Linked DNA regions of Homo sapiens: region 2 is linked to region 1. A link is an interaction called in ENCODE POLR2A ChIA-PET data of the cell type or tissue named here. Cell type or tissue: Panc1. All regions are shown on one strand. Links, peaks and the distances in the headings refer to the core of each region. The heading gives the core; the rest is flanking DNA.

What was found. ChIA-PET counts read pairs that join two places held together with the same protein. Peaks named below come from ENCODE experiments on the same cell type or tissue, not always from the same donor. Only the 100,000 strongest peaks of a DNase experiment are listed, where the experiment ranks them.
Region 2: POLR2A ChIA-PET joins it to region 1 with 10 read pairs; 6 of 35 experiments call an interaction of 5 or more read pairs at or near these places.

What each region holds. Positions count from the first base shown.
Region 1 is chr16:245,565-253,891 of GRCh38, forward strand. FAM234A (family with sequence similarity 234 member A) reads left to right here. Exons shown (of 13, transcript NM_032039.4): 2 at 3,985-4,090. Among named protein-coding and RNA genes, the nearest start is that of FAM234A, 15 kb to the left of the region's middle. In Panc1, for the core only: no CTCF peak of the experiment used is centred there; a DNase peak (open chromatin) is centred at 4,897.
Region 2 is chr16:307,438-315,764 of GRCh38, forward strand. It overlaps AXIN1 (axin 1), which reads right to left. Exons shown (of 11, transcript NM_003502.4): 3 at 7,106-7,246; 4 at 2,536-2,632. Among named protein-coding and RNA genes, the nearest start is that of PDIA2, 28 kb to the left of the region's middle. RefSeq lists enhancers at 1,977-2,491, 2,492-3,006. In Panc1, for the core only: no CTCF peak of the experiment used is centred there; no DNase peak of the experiment used is centred there.

The DNA.
Region 1 (8,327 bases), core at 242-8,241:
TGGAGCTAACAACAATCTTTTGGCTTCCCTGGGCCACGTTGGAAGAATTGTCTTGGGCCACACATAAAGTACACTAACACTAATGATAGCTGATGAGCTGAAAAAAAAAAATTGCAAAAAAATCTGTGAATGTTTTAAGAAAGTTTCTGAATTTATGTTAGGCCACACTTCAAGCCATCCTGGGCCGAGGGTTGGACAAGCTTGGGTTAGACATTTCATAATATATTTAGTTCATCAGTGTTTTTCTTAATGATTTCCACCTTTGGGGTCATGCGTTCAAGACTTTCCCTAACAATACATAAACATTCTCTTCTATTTTCTTTTAGTTTAATGTTTGTTAAAAATAATGTTTACATTTTTGGCCAGGCGCAGTGGCTCACGCCTGTAATCCCAGCACTTTGAGAGGCTTAGGTGGGCAGATCACGAGGTCAGCAGTTCTAGACCAGCCTGATCATCATGGTGAAACCGTCTCTACTAAAAATACAAAAATTAGCTGGGTGCGGTGGTGGGTGTGGTGGTGGGTGCCTATAGTCCCAGCCACTCAGGAGGCTGAGGCAGGAGAATCGCTTGAACCCAGGAGGCAGAGGTTGCAGTGAGCCAAGATCACGCCATTGTACTCCCGCCTAGGTGACAGAGCAAGATTCTGTCTCAAAAAAATAATAATAATAATAATAATGTTTACATTTTTAATTCATTTGGAGTTTATCTTGATTGGTGGATTTTTTTTTTTTTTTGTGACGAGGTCTCACTCTCACCCAGGCTGGAGCACAGTGGTGCAGTCTCGGCTCACCGCAACCTCTGCCTCCTGGGTTCAAGCAGTTCTCCTGCCTCAGCCTCCTGAGTAGGTGGTGGCTTTTTTTTTTTTTTTTTTTTTTGAGATAGTCTTGCTCTGTCGCCCAGGCTGGAGTGCAGTGGTGCGATCTTGGCTCACTGCAAGCTCTGCCTCCCGGGTTCACGCCATTCTCCTGCCTCAGCCTCCCGAGTAGCTGGGACTAAAGGTGCCCGCCACCACACCCGGCTAATTTTTTGTATTTTTAGTAGAGATGGGGTTTCACCGTGTTAGCCAGGATGGTCTCAATCTCCTGACCTTGTGATCCGCCCGCTTTGGCCTCCTAAAGTGCTGGTATTACAGGCGTGAGCCACCATGCCCAGCCAGCTGGTGTTTTTTTTTTTTCGATCGATTGGTGTTTTGTTTTGTTTTGTTTTGTTTTTGTTTTTTTCTTTTTTTGAGATGGGGGTCTTGCTCTGTTGCCCAGGCTGGAGTGCAGTGGCACGATCTTGGCTCACTGCAACCTCTGCCTCCCAGGCTCAAGTGATTCTCCTGCCTCAGCCTCCTGAGTAGTTGGGATTATAGGCGCATGCCACCATACTCATCTAATTTTTTTATTTTAGCAGAGGTGGGGTTTCACCATGTTGTTCAGGCTGGTCTCGAACTCCTGACTTCGTGATCTGCCTGCCTCGGCCTCCGAAAGTGCTGGGATTACAGGCGCAAACCACCACGCCCGGTCAGTTGGTGGTTTTTTAATTGATTGATTGTTGGTTTTGTTGTTTTATCGATGTTTTGTTCTGTTTTGTTTTGTTTTGAGACAGAGCTTTACTCTGTGTCACCAGGCTGGAGGGCAGTGGCGTGATCACCACTCATTGCAGCCTCCACTTCCTGGCTTCAAGTGACCCTCCCACCTCAGCTCCTGGGTAGCTAAGACCACAGGCGTGTGCCACCACACCGGGCTGATTTTTTTTTTCTTTCTTTTTAGAAACGGTCTCACCGTGTTGCCCAGGCTGGTCTTGAACTGAACTCAAGCTTTCCATGCGCCTCGGCCTGGCAAAGTGCTGGGATTATAGACATGAGACAACACTCCCAGCCTTATTAATGATTTTTTTTTTTTAAGAGAAGTCTTGCTGTTGTCCCTCAGGCTTGAGTGCGATGGCTCAATCTCGGCTGACTGCAACCTCTGCCTCCCAGGTTCAAACAATTCTCCTGCCCTTGACTCCCAAGTGACTGGGATTAAGGTGCCCGCCACCACGCCCGACTAATTTTTGTATTTTTTAGTAGAGATGGGGTTTCACCATGTTGGCCAGGCTGGTCTCGAACTCCTGACCTCAGGTACTCCGCCTGCCTTGGCCTCCCAAAGGGCTGGGATTATAGGCGTGAGCCACCGCGCCTGGCCTTATTAATGATTTTTAAATCAGTTTCTCACAAACTCTTTTGATCTTAGATCAGTCTGTGTTTTTCATAAATGCCTCAACGGCTGGCTCGGTTTTAGAAACCTGTGTTTGTCAGTTAAAATGATGATCCTCCCAAAAATGTTCAGTGCCATTTTCTACCCTGACCTGGGTTCGCCCAAGTGGTGGGAGAGTCCCCATGGAGGCACTGCGGGGCCTGACTGTCTGGGAACCCTCTCAGAGTGGAGCCCAGTGCTGGGTTCAGGTGGGTGCTCATCTGGTTAAGTCAATTGCCTGCATTGTTTTGCGTCCCGTAATGGGGCTTTGCCTTCTGAAGCCTCTGTTTCTGTCTTCCCTCACACGTATGTGATATGTCTTATTTCATTCTGCTCTGCAGGTGAGGACACTGGACCAATTGTAGATGCTCACAAGACACAGATGACCCAAATCCCCAACCGTGTTACTAATGAGCATTTAGAGAGTTTTTTCCCTTTGTCCTTCTAAATCTTGTTACAGAGATGGTCCGTGCATGGGGGAAATGTTTGTCCTTTCGGCCAGGCTCTCCAATTCAAAAGGCAGGAATTGAGAAAATGACAGTACTTTCTCTGTCCCTGCCACAGAATGTCCAGTTTGGTCTGATTTAACATGACAAATCATGCTGTAGAGATAAGTAAGTAGTTTGAATTTTATTTTTCCTTTAATTTTTAGAAGCCACCTTATAACTCGACCATTCTAGTCACATTTTTTTCATATAGATTGTATACTTTATATACTCCATGCTTATCCACATAGAGAATACTTCTGGAAGGACCCATATGAAACTGGTACCATGCTTCCCCTCTTGAGCCTGGGAGCCACAAGATGAAAGGAGATTTACCCTTTTATAGTTTTTAAGTTTTGTGGGTTTTTTTGAAACAGGGTCTTGTTCTGTTGCCCAGGATGGAGTGCAGTGTCCTGGCCATCGCTCACTGCAGCCTTGACCTCCCGGGCTCAAGCAATCCTCCTGCCTCAGCCTCCTGAGTAGTTGGGACTATAGGTGCCCACCACCACACCTGGCTGATTTTTGTATTTTTGGGTAGAGAAGAAGTGTCCCCTGTTGCCCAGGCTGGTCTCAAACTCCTAGGCTCAAGCGACCCACCTGCCTCAGTCCCCCAAAGTGCTGGGATTACAGGTGTGAGGCAGTGCACCTGGCCCTTTTAAATGTTGTATATATTTATTACTGATTTTTTAAAATTATAAATCCAAACTACATTAATAGTAATTGTCTTGCAGGGTCCTTTGGTCATAGCTTACATATTAGAAGAAGGATTAAGAAAGGGAGTGATATAATTTACTAGCTTGAGGTCTGCATTTGGATTGACTTTACTAAGCTTGCTGTGAACTCCAAGGAACAGAAAACCCAGAATACAGGCCGGGCGGCATCTTCAGAGGAAGAGGCCCTTTCCCCTTTGCCTTGCTTGCTTCCAGGCTGGCTGTGGGGGGATGCAGTCTCCCCTTGAGGGTCAGGAGATGTCTGGCCATCATCTGGTAGTTAGAGTGGGATGAACCGAACAAGGGCAGACTTCTCGGTCTGTTCTTCTCTGCTTGGCTCCACCCTGGAATCAGCTGGAGAGTGCCAGCAGCTGCTCCTGACTGGGACCCCACACCCAAAGTGGCCAACTTAGTCCTTCTGGGGGTGGCATCAGGATTGCGAAAGCACCCAAGTTATTTTCATGTGGAGCCACCACTGAGAGTCATGTCTTTGGGAGGATCTAAGTTCCTGACCTGCCACCTTCGCAGGCTGCCTGAGCTGCACTTGACAAGTGGCTTTATGATCCCTAGGTCCACCTGGGCTTGCGAAGGCACAGATTCCCCGTCCACAGCTCACGACCAGATGCACCAGCAGGAGTCCACATCGAGGACGTCCTCCGGGCACTCCCACGACCAGGTAGGTGAGGACTGGTGGGCCCGTGGCTGGATGGGTGGTGTTTTCAGATTCCTGGTGGTGGCGGTTGATGCCCCTCCTTGAGTAGTGCTTTCCTGCACGCTTTCTTTGATGCTCTAGCTCCCACCAGATGAGGACAGCTGAGGCTCAGAGCTCGAATTTCTTGGCTGCAATTTTAAAGCTCTTAAGTTTAAAGCCGTAAAGATAGAAATCCAGAATTATAACATTCTGGTTCTTACTCCGTTTTTTTCTTTCCTTTGCCAAAGGAATCTATGTTTTATTTATTTATTATTTAAAAAAAATTTTTCTTTTTAGACGGAGTCTCGCTCTGTCGCCCAGGCTGGAGTGCAGTGGCGCGATCTCGGCTCACTGCAAGCTCCACCTCCCGGGTTCACGCCGTTCTCCTGCCGCAGCCTCCTATAGGCGCATGCCGCCACACCCAGCTAATTTTTTGTATTCTTAGTAGAGACGGGGTTTCACCGTGTTAGCCAGGATGCTCTAGATCTCCTGACCTCGTGATCCTCCCACCTCGGCCTCTCAAAGTGCTGGGACTACAGGCGTGAGCCACCGCGCCCGGCCAGGAATCTATGTTTTAAACATTTCACACATCCCTTCCTTGGGGACATGGTGGCTAGATTTGCTGAATTAATGGCCGTCTCCTCTTCTTCCAGCCCTGGCCCCAGCCCCTCAGGCCCTGGCAATGAGGCACTCCTACGTTCTGTTGCTGGCTTTTTCCCTAGTTACCTTTTCCAGACAACCCACGTCCTGCCTTCCCCACCCCCATGCCAGCTGCTTGGGTTTAATGAGGTCCTTGGTCGCGACTCATTGTTTGATTTTCCGTGTTCTAACTCACTGCCTTTGATAAGCACACCTTTTCTGACTTCCAAGATGTTAAAACTTAAGCCTCAGCACCTAGGAGAATGCACACATTTTTTCTTATTGTGGTAAAATGTACATAACGTAAAATTTGCCATTAGTAACATTTGGTATGATCACAGCATTTTGTAACCATCACCACTATTTTCATCATCCCACAAAGAAACCCTCAGCCCATAGCAGTCATTCCCGACTCTCCCTGTTCCGCACCTGGCCCCCACGAGTCTACTCCCTGCCTCTGTGGATTTGCCTGTTCTGGGCGTTTCACACTACAGGGGACCTTCGTGTCCTAGTCATTGCATTTAGCATAATTTTATAATGTGTCAGAATTTTAGTTTTTACCATGGCTGAAAAACACACCACTGCATTATGGTGTAATTATGCACTGTATTATGGATAGGCCACATTTTGTTTATCCATTCATATGTTTTGTTTTGTTTTGTTTTTGAGAAGGAGTCTCCCTCTATTGCCCAGGCTGGAGTGCAATGGTGCAATCTTGGCTCACTGCAACTTCCACCTCCCGGGTTCAAGCGATTCTCCTGCCTCAGCCTCCCGAGTAGCTGGGATTACAAGCGCCTGCCACCATGCCCATCTAGTTTTTTTGTATTTTTAGTAGAGATGGCTTTCACCATATTGGCCAGGCTGGTCTCGAACGCCTGACCTCGTAATCCTCCCGCCTTGGCCTCTCAAAGTGTTGGGATCACAGGCGTGAGCCACTGCGCCCAGCCGATACGTTCATATGTTGTTGGACATCTGGGTTGTTTCTACATTTTGGCTGTTGTTAATAATGAACCAATATGAACATTTATTTACAAGTTTTTGTTTGAGCCTCTGCAGTAGGGTTTTTTTTTGTTTTGTTTTTTTTGAGATGGGGTCTTGCTCTGTCACCCAGGTGGCAGTGCAGTGGCGTGATCTCAGCTCACTGCAGCCTCCACCCCCCTGGGCTCTAGTGATCTTCCTACCCCAGCCTCCGGGTAGCTGAGACCACGGGCGAGCGCCGCCATACCCAACTAATTTTTTTGGTATTTTTAGTAGAGACAGAGTCTCGCCACATTGCCCAGGCTGTTCTCAAACTCCTGAGGTCAAGCACTCCACTCACTCGGACTCCCAGAGTGCTGCGATTACAGGCATAAGCCACCATGCCTAGCCAGGTTTTTTTTTTTTTTTTTTTTTTTTTTTAAGAGATGGGGTCTTGGCCAGGCGTGGTGGCTCATGCCTGTAATCCCAGCAGTTTGGGAGGCCAGTGCGGGTGGATCACGAGGTCAGGAGATCGAGACCATCCTGGCTAACATGGTGAAACCCCATCTCTACTAAAAATACAAAAAATTAGCCAGGCATGGTGGCGGACGCCCATAGTCCCAGCTATTCGGGAGGCTGAGGCAGGAGAATGGTGTGAACGGGGGAGGCAGAGCTTACAGTGAGCCAAGATCATGCCACTGCACTCTAGCCTGGGCGACAGAATGAGACTCCGTCTCAAAAAAAAAAAAAAAAAAAGAGATGGGTCTCTCTGTTGCCCAGGCTAGAGTGCGGTGGCATGATCAGAGCTCACTGCAGCCTCGAGCAATCCTCAAGGGATCCTCCTGCTTTGGCCTCCCAAAGTACTGGCATTACAGGCATGAGCCACCGTGCTGGCCATGTCTCTGTTTTTCTGTTTTTTGTTTTTTTTTTTTTTTTGAGACAGAGTCTCACTGTCGCCCAGGCTGGAGTGCAGTGGCGCGATCTTGGCTCACTACAACCTCTGCCTCCCAGGTTCAAGCCATTCTCCTGCCTCAGCCTCCCGAGTAGCTGGGACTACAGGCGCCCGCCACCATGCCCAGCTAATTTTTGTATTTTTAGTAGAGATGCGGTTTTCACCATGTTGTCCAGGATGGTCTCAATCTCTTGACCTTGTGATCTGCCTGCCTCGGCCTCTCAAAAGTGCTGGGATTACAGCCGTGAGCCACCGTGCCCGGCCGGAAAGTCTGTTTTTAATTCTTGTGGGTGTACACCTAGGACTGGACTTGCTGGAGAGTATGGTAGTTCTGTGTTTAACTTTTTGAGGATCTGCCAGACTGTGTTTCACAGCAGCGGCATCATTTTACAGTCCCACCAGCAACGTACGATGTTCTGATTTCTCCACATCCTCACCCAGACTCGTCGTTTTTCCCTTTTAAAATTAAAGCCATTCTAGTGTCATACACAGGTTATTAAGTGAGTTACTTTTATTATATAATTAGGCAAAGACAAAGTCCGAGTGAACAGTTTAAAACAAAAGCCAGCAGTCCCTTATCTCTCTGTCTTCCTGACCCTTCCCCAGAGGGTGCGGCTTTCAGCTCAGCTTTTCCTCGCCTTCCCTCGCTGACCTCCGCACGCCCTCTTTCATCTTTCACCCCTCCCTTTGCTGTGAACTGTTGACTTCCTTTTTGGGTAGGTGAAGGTTTTACCTCAAATCTGCATGATCACGTCCAGTCTCTCAGTATGATGTGTTAGGACATCGGTTTGGTTGTTTAAAAGGAACCAAAATAACAAAAATCTTGCCTGAGACAAAATGGAAGTTTGTTTTTTTCTCGTTTTATACAGTCGAAGCAGCTCAGGCTGGGTGGTGGTGGTTGGCAGATATCAGGGGCCCTGTGCCTTTCCCATGTTCAAATGTGTTTTCCGTTTTGGTTTCTAAGACGGCGACTGCCGGTTTCCCCACCGCATCCACCCCCGGTCCGGCCAGCAGGAACCAGGGGAAGGAGAGGGCATGTTTTTCCCCTCAGAATTGGGGCTCAGAAGTTACTCCCAGCACCGAGCTCACTCAACACAGCTGTCCCCTGTCCTCCCCTGCGGACTTCTGTTTGAATATATTTTATTTTATTTTTTTCTAGTTAGTCTGTGCTTATCCATGAACATATTTTATTAATAATAATTAGGTAGTGTTTGAATGTTTACTGTGTATCATATGATCTTATAAGTACTTTATATGCATTTAATTTTTTTTTTTGAGACGGAGTGTCACTCTGTCGCCCAGGCTGGAGTGCACTGGCGTGATCTCGGCTCACTGCAAGCTCCGCCTCCCGGGTTCACGCCATTCTCCAGCCTCAGCCTCCCAAGTAGCTGGGACTACAGGTGCCCGCCACCGTGCCCTGCTAATTTTTTGTATTTTTAGTAGAGATGGGGTTTCACCGAGTTAGCCAGGATGGTCTTGATCTCCTGACCTCGTGATCCGCACGCCTCGGCCTGCCAAAGTACTGGGATTACAGGTGTGAGCCACCACGCCCGGCTACATTTAATTATTTAATCCTTAGAACAGGCTTCTAAAGTAGATATTGTTTGTTTTACAGATAAGGAAACTGAGGCACAGTTCAGTCAAAGCACATGTCCTGGTCACACAGCTAGGGAG
Region 2 (8,327 bases), core at 284-8,283, 62 kb after region 1:
AGGCTAAAGATGAAGAGGCCCCTCCCCGCAGGGCACGCATTCTGGTACCAGATGCTGTAAAGCCACGGCCCCCAACCTTTTGGCACCAGGGACCAGTTTTGTAGAAGACAATTTTTCCATGGACAGTGGGGGCAGGGGGCTTTTCGGGATGAACCTGCTCCAACTCTGATGGGCAGGTGTTAAAGAGTCTCACAAGGTGCACACAGCCTGGGCCTCCGTGGGTGCAGCCACAACAGGGTTCTGCTCCTATGAGCGTCTAAGCTACTCCCCTCCTGCTGTCCCTGCTGCAGAGCCATGGACTCACCAGAGAAACGGCATAGCTTTTGCAAAACCAAGGCCCTCAACAGAGCAGAAGTGGGCAGTGCAACCACGGCACGTCCTGCTAGCTTATCGGCTTCCTGGGCCTCCCCCCGCCTCTGCTCACCACCATCCTCGGGTCCAGTTTCCCAGTAGCAGCAGTGAGCAGGCCCCGGGCAGCTGTGCCCGTGATGTGGGTTTCTCACTTGGGCCTCTGGCTGAGGGACCTCCCACCGAAGGTTCCAACCACAGCCCCACCTGACAGGCCACATGGACCTGATGCAGGTTCCTACAGAGCCTCCGATGAGGTTGTTTGCTGCAGACTGTTCACACAGAAACGCACACTGCGGCCCCCACCCCACCACACAAGGGCCCTCTGGGGGTGCGGAACGCAGCAGGGCCTGCTCCTGTCTGTGCCTGCCGCCTCTGTTGGCTTTCATCTTCCTGGCGACTCAAATGTGACCCTCCAGGACCTGAGGGCTCTGTGCTTCCCTCGGTTCTGGAAGGTTCTGACGACGACACCAGGGACTCGCCATAGGCATCCTCTTTTCTCTGTGTTGCATCCTGAGAGGTCTTTCCAGGTCCACGTTCCAGGCACCAACGCACTCCACAGCTTCTGTCCTTCCTGACCCTTCTGAGGGGAGGTTGTCTGCCTGATGCCCCCTCATCCAGAGTCTGTGGCATGCACTTTCTACACACGAAGACTCTGACCAGCACCCCAAAATCGGGGCACCCCTGTGGACAGAAGCCTCCCGCGGGCCTCAGCCCACTCAAGCCCCGTCCTCATGGGCACAGAGGGCTGTTCCGGGCCTGTGGTTGCTCAGCTGTCTTGTCTCTCGGGCCTCCGTCATCCCAGCGGCTCCGCGGGTTCTTGACGTTCAGGACCTGTGACTTGAAAATCAGAGGCCGGTGGCTGTGCAGGTGCCCTCGACTTGGGCTGTGACCTCATGATAGCCTTGGGCCATGCCTGGCAGGCAGGGCCCCAGATCTTCCACAGCACAAGCACGCACACACGCACGCACCCACACACAGCCTACAGTGTCAGCCACTTTTTGTTAAGTAGACACCATCAGTGCCTAGTTTTAGCCAAACCTGAGTCAAGGGTTGGCTGGCATCTTCTCAGAAGTGATAACAAACCAACATCCTTTCTTTTCAACCATAAAGAAATTCCTGACTTGGAAACTGATGTCTGCAGAAAAGCTAAAAGGCTAAGAAATCCTGACCAAGACTGTGTCAGTGCTCTCAAAATGCCTACTTCCCTGCACAGACACTCAGATGGTCACGTGGTTTAACCTCAGACACCGCGGCTAACAGTGCGTTGCGCAGTGGCTCACACCTGTAATCCCAGCACTTTGGGAGGCTGAAACGGGCGGATCACGAGGTCAGGAGATCGAGACCATCCTGGCTAATACGGTGAAACCCCATCTCTACTAAAAATACAAAAAATTAGCCGGGCGTGGTGGCAGGCGCCTGTACTCCCAGCTACTCGGGAGGCTGAGGCAGGAGAATGACGTGAACCCGGGAGGCAGAGCTTGCAGTGACAGCAAAACTCCTATCTCAAAAAAAAAAAAAGAAAACACTTTTCTCATCTTCCCGTAACATCTTTCCTGTTCAAAGTCAACCCATCAAAATAAGGAAAGATCATTAATCTGTTCATCAGCGCAGGAATGCTCTGTAGACGGAGTCAGGCTGTGCTGGGCTCCAGCTAGCACTCAGCTCCATGACCTACTGCCCAGCCAAGCCCCCATGCCCGAGACTGGGCAAAGGTGCCATTATTCTATGCAACAGCGAAAGCCAAGGCAGCTTTAAAGTCAAGACGTTTACCTGGAGACGACCACTGTTCAGCCACAAAAACACCAAGTTTTCCCCAAGGGCTGTGCAGGGGCCAGGCCTGGGCTCTGAGTCTTGAGAAAGGCTCAGAGCTCCCCCTCTTGAGGGGAAGCATCCACCTTCACAAGGCAAGACACTTCCTGCCACCAGGGAGGGTGTGGCCTTGGGGCATGGGGGCTCTTCTGAATGAACAGCTCCCTCTGGGCCCTAAATGCTGCCTGAGACTTGATGTCCCCTGCTGCCCTCAGGGACTGGCCACTTGCAGATGTTGCTGGGATCACACGCTTACGCCTAGAGGTAAGCCTGGCTCGTGGGAGGCCAGGCAAGTGCCTTTCCCGCGGACCAGTTCACCAGGCCCACGCTGAGCGGGGAGGACGATGGGCTGAGGACCGCAAAGCCGGTACTTACGGGAATGTGAGGTAGGGGCACCCGCCCATTGACCTGCACGCTCTCCTGCATCTCCCTGCGGTGCTGCTTACGGATCCTGTATGGGGGGATCCCATCCCTGTCCAGGAGAAAGAGGCAGCCGTTAACTCAGAGAGGAGCAGGAGGGCCAGCACCGTGCCAATAGAGCTCCTGGCCCCGACCGCCGGTCAGCAGGCAATGATGAGGACACCTGTGAGCCACCACCACTGAGACACGTGCACACAGGTGATGCAGGCACCCATGTGTGCACAGGGGAACATGTACACACAAAGGTTCACACGTGATGGTAAAGCCCAGGTGCCCAGCCACGCGTCTTCCTAGCTGGTATTTACTGGGCACCTCCACAAAGCCTCCTTGTGCCTGCCTGTTCTTTAGGGCCTGACAGCTAAGAGTGGTTTCTACATTTTTTTTTCTTCTTTTTTTTGAGATGGAGTCTCGCTCTGTCGCCCAGGCTGGAGTGCAGTGGCACAATCTCGGCTCACTGCAAGCTCCACCTCCCGGGTTCACGCTATTCTCCTGCCTCAGCCTCCTGAGTAGCTGGGACTACAGGTGCCCGCCACCACGCCCAGCTAATTTTTTTGTATTTTTAGTAGACACGGGGTTTCACTGTGTTAGCCAGGAGAGTCTCGATCTCCTGACCTCGTGATCCGCCCGCCTCGGCCTCGCAAAGTGCTGGGAGTAATTACAGGCGCAAGCCACGGCGCCCGGCCAAGGTTTCTACATTTTTAAAGGGTGGGGGAAGAATCTGTGACAGGGACTGCATGCGGCTGCAAAGCCTCACATATTCACTGCCAGCCCTGCACGGGAAACGTTTGCTGGCCCCTGCTTGTGGCCTAGACCACTGTGCAGTGTGCCTGCCTTGGAGGGCATTGCTAAATGGACCAAAAACATTTCAGGATTGCACAGTGGGCAGCCAGGACAACCAGTGCCCCACGGAAAGATAGGAGATGCCAAGGCTGCACACTCTGCTTCTCTCCAGGAGCTGGCAGGGCAGTGTGGTCTCTGAGGGAGGCACAAGGTAGCTCTTTAGCAACAGGTTTTCTTTTATTTTTTTCTTTTTGAGACGGAGTCTTGCTCTGTCGCCCAGGCTGGAGTGTAGTGGCGCGATCTCGGATCACTGCAAGCCGCTCCCGGGTTCACGCCATTCTCCTGCCTCAGCCTCCCGAGTAGCTGGGACTACAGGTGCCCGCCACCACGCCCGGCTAATTTTTTGTATTATTTAGTAGAGACGGGGTTTCACTGTGTTAACCACGATGGTCTCAATCTCCTGACCCCGTGATCCGCCTGCCTCGGCCTCCCAAACTGCTGGGATTACAGGCATGCGCCACCGCGCCCAGCCCGCAACAGGTTTTCTTTATGAACCCTTTAGAAGATCATTAAAACACGAAAGTCAGATTATACATGGTCTGAATAATTACCCCAGGGTTAAGATAACTCACGCACAACCATCCTTCATGAAAGCCCTCGCCCTCTCCCAGCTATTAGAAAAGCTGCCTTCGGGCTGGGCGCAGTGGCTCATGCCTGTCATCCCAGCACTGTGGGAGGCCGAGGCGGGCGGATCACGAGGTCAGGAGATCGAGACCATCCTGGCTAACACGGTGAAACCCCGTCTCTACTAAAAATACAAAAAATTAGCCAGGTGTGGTGGCGAGTGCCTGTAGTCCCAGCTACTCGGGAGGCTGAGGCAGGAGAATGGCGTGAACCCGGGAGGCGGAGGTTGCAGTGAGGCGAGATTGTGCCACTGCACTCCAGTCTGGGCAACAGAGCAAGACTACGTCTCAAAAAAGAAAAGGAAGAAAGAAAGAAAAGCTGCCTTCGGAAGCACGGCAGCTCCAGGGATCCGTGCCGCACCCAGGGGCCTCTCAGAGCTGCCAGGAGACACAGGACGACTGAAGAGAGCGCCCGACCCAGGGCTGCGTGGCAGACACGGCAACTCCTGAGGCATCCTCGGCTGTCACAGCACCACTGAGTGTTGTGGGCAATGGTGAGCCGAGTCCAGGTCTGGCTCAGCCACGGTGGGCGTCAGGAACAAGTGAATCTAAAACTCACCTAACACTTGCCTCGGGGTTTGTTGAAGTGTCCTGAAGCCACCAACCTACTGGTTTCTTAGACATGATACTTGGATTGGGTAACCTCCACAGGCCTCCGTGGATTAGACACTGACCCCACATCTGTGTCCACAGCCCACAGCCTCTCGAGTGCCATGTGGAATGTTGTGAGCTTGCCGCCAGCACAAAAGCTGAGGGCAGCTGCCCCACCGGAATGATGCTCTTCACCTGTCCACTTTTTACCTCTGATTTGCTTTCGAGTACGTGTAGCAATTTCACATTCCAAATTGTTAAACACTTCAGTACAAACCAAGATGAACAGAATATCAAGAAAAAAAATACCTATTTATTTTAGGTCCTCCCTTTAGGAAACATATGTCCCTTTTCTTGGAGAGAATTAGGAGACTTTTTGAGAAAACTGAGTTGGCAGGTTACTTTTTGTTGTAGTAACAGAGTTTTGGGGAAGAGGGAAACCAGATGCTAGGATGCATGTCAGGCGCTCCGTGGGCTGCACTGCACCCAACCACCTGGCCCGAGGCTTCAGGACCACGGCAGGCACTGCTTCAACTCCAGTAACCTCAAGTCAGGTGCTGCTAAAATCACGTCAACATTTTATTTTGAAGATTCAAAATTAAACGAGGATGAAAGAAACCAGGAGAAGCCACACACAGCAGCTCTGCCCGGAAGGGGCAGGGAGCTGCCCCTGCACTACCACAGCTACCTGGGGAAAAACCAAGGGGCCAAGACCTACGGCAATGTGGGCTGGCTGAATCTGGTTCAGAAACAGAATGTGACAACTTGTTCTCCTCATCTGAAATTCAGGTTTTGGAAAAATGTTTAAAGACAGGCAAATGAAAAGAACAAACCAGCCAGGCACAGTGGCTCATGCCCATAATCCCAGCACTCGTGAGGCTGAAGTGGGTGCAGTTTGCGCCCAGGAGTTGGAGACTGCATAGTGAGGCCTCGTCTCCACAAAAATAATCATCATCATCAGCCGGATGCAGTGGCTCATGCCCGTAATCCCAGCACTCATGAGGCTGAAGTGGGTGCACCGTTTGAGCCTCGGAGTTCGAGACTGCATAGTGAGGCCTCGTCTCCACAAAAATTATAATAATCATTAGCCAGGCGTGGTGGCGCACGCTTGTAGCCTCAGCAACTCTGAAGGCTGAGGCAGAATTGCTTGGGACCAGGAGACAGAAGCTACAGTAAGCCAAGATCGCACCATTGCAGTCCAGCCTGGGTGACAGTGAGATCCTGTCTCAAAATGAAAAGAACCATAAAAATGGTACATACAGTGGGACCATCACTTAAAACATATTCATAAAAAGATGGGCAGAATCACCAGTAGGTGAGAAGTCCCTCTCTCCTCCTCCAGCCCTATCCAGATCTCCAGGCTTTCCTCATGGAGAACCCAGCTAAGCGGGAAAGACATCTGGGACACCACTGGCCGCAGTGGGGATGGAGGGTGGTGGTCCGCGGGCTCCAGCTGCTCACAAGTTCATAGCCGCTGGCTTCCTCCAATGCTGAGGCTGCTGCAGGGAGACCCTGGTTCCTGCGGCTCGGCCCCAGCCCTGGCTAGGATGGCTGGTGGGCAGGTGGCGTGTGGCGCACAGACCAGAGCTGGGAAGGTCTGAGCTTCATGGGTAACCAAAACCCCAAATGACCCCCACAGGCTGGCAGCCAGTGCCCTACTGCAACAAGACTGTTGGCATCATCTAATGGCTGGGGTGTACATAGGTCCCAAAAAGCCAGCTGCGAAGCACAGGGGAAGAGGTCATAAAACAAGCACGTTCCTACACATGGGGTTTCCCTGGACAATGAAAGAATAAGCTTCTGCCTGTCACCTCGAGCGTCACACATGTGTGGCCCAGGCCTCAGCACAACCACAGCATCTTCCCTCACTCCTGCTCCCAGCCCCTTGCCAAGTGGGTGACAGGGACAAGACAGGACCCTGTACTGCACCAGCGTCGGCAGAAACGCCACCCTCAGGGACCACATCACTCGCCACAGCCAGTGGTGAGGCAGCTGGCCTGTGCCTGTCTTTAAGCTGAAACCCCAGACTCTGAAAACCAAAGAGCAAACTCTAGCCCGGGCAGCCTACAGACTGTCTTAGGTTCACCCTCGATCCTTCCTCATAGGGAGGTCCCAGCAGCCCTGGTCACAGAGAGAAGCAACCGACACAAAGCTGAGCCCTCACTTGTACTGCTTGGAGGACAGCCTCTGCGGTACAGCCTGCCTGCATGTCCAGACGCACTCTCACTGAGACCTGGGGAGCCAGGAAACACTTTTCCTGAAGACAAAGCCCAGGCATCTCTGGGTCAGCACGAAGCCCCCTCTGAGCTGGCCGCGCTCTGCAGCAGGGTGGGACTTACACGCTGCCATCCGCAAGAAACAGGGTGTCTGGGGCAGGACTTACACATTGCTGTCCTCAAGGGACAAGGTGTCTGGGACCGGACTTACACACTGCTGTCCGTGAGGGACTGGGTATCCGGGGCGGGACTTACACGCTGCTGTCCGTGAGGGACAGGGTGTCTGCATCGCTGGACAGGCTCTGCTGCTCGCTGTCGTTGGCACTGGTGGCTGGGGCCAGGGCATAGCCGGCATTGACATAATAGGGGTTGACTGGCTCCCGCCAGGATCCATACCTGCAAACAGGCAAGCAGGGCATGTTAGTGACAGCCTGCCAACAGCCTCTCATTTTATTTCACATTTTCATGTTATCTGAATATCTCAATGTATTAATTAAAAACACAAGCAATTTGGAGAAAATAAGGAGCATGGAGAAAAGACCAACATCTCCACCTGTCCTCTTGTCCCTCTGTCCTTTTCAACGGGGTGCATTAAAGCACCGGGCATCTTTCCAGATCTCTCCTCTGATTTTAGGCGGGGGCTTTGGTGCACACACAGAGCATCCACACGTGATCATTTGGGTTTGTTTTCCGTGCACGGTACTAGAAATGGGACGCAGATGTTCTGCTCATTCTGCAGTGCGCGTCGGGAGAGGACACTGGGTTTTGATCAGGATGAGGCCCTTGGGATTCAGCTCAGACGTCTCTGCACCTGTGCCCAAGTCCAAGCATGGCCACGGGACTGATGTCAGGGCCGGTATGTGACAGTGTGTGTGGGTGGTGCCACCTCCTGTCCCCCTACCTAGAGCAGAGGTTCCTCCCCAGCTCCTGGGACGATTCACCTCCTCTTGTTACTGCAAAATTAGCCAGGAAATGACACCTTTTTTCAATCTGCACTTCCCTGATTAATGGTCAGATTGGCAGTTTAGCGTATTTGTCATTTAAACTTCTTCCTCTTTATCTGTTCATATGGTTTACCATTTTCTATGGGGTGGATTATGAGTTTCTTGGTGATTTACAGAAGTCTTCAAATAGACTTGTTATTAATCTCTGGTTATATACGCAAAAAACATTTTCTCCCTAAATGTCATTTTTCTTTTTAACATTGCTCAGGTTGATTTTGGTCAAACAAAATTTTTCATTTCTATGAAATCAGACAGGCCGGGTGCGGTGGCTCATGCCTTTAATCCCAGCACTTTGGGTGGCCGAGGCAGGCAGATCACGAGGTCAGGAGATCGAGACCATCCTGGCTAACACAGTGAAACCCCGTCTCTACTAAAAATACAAAAAATTAGCTGGGCGTGGTGGCGGGCGCCTGTAGTCCCAGACTACTTCGGAGGCTGAGGCGGGAGAATAGCGTGAACCTGGGAGGCGGAGC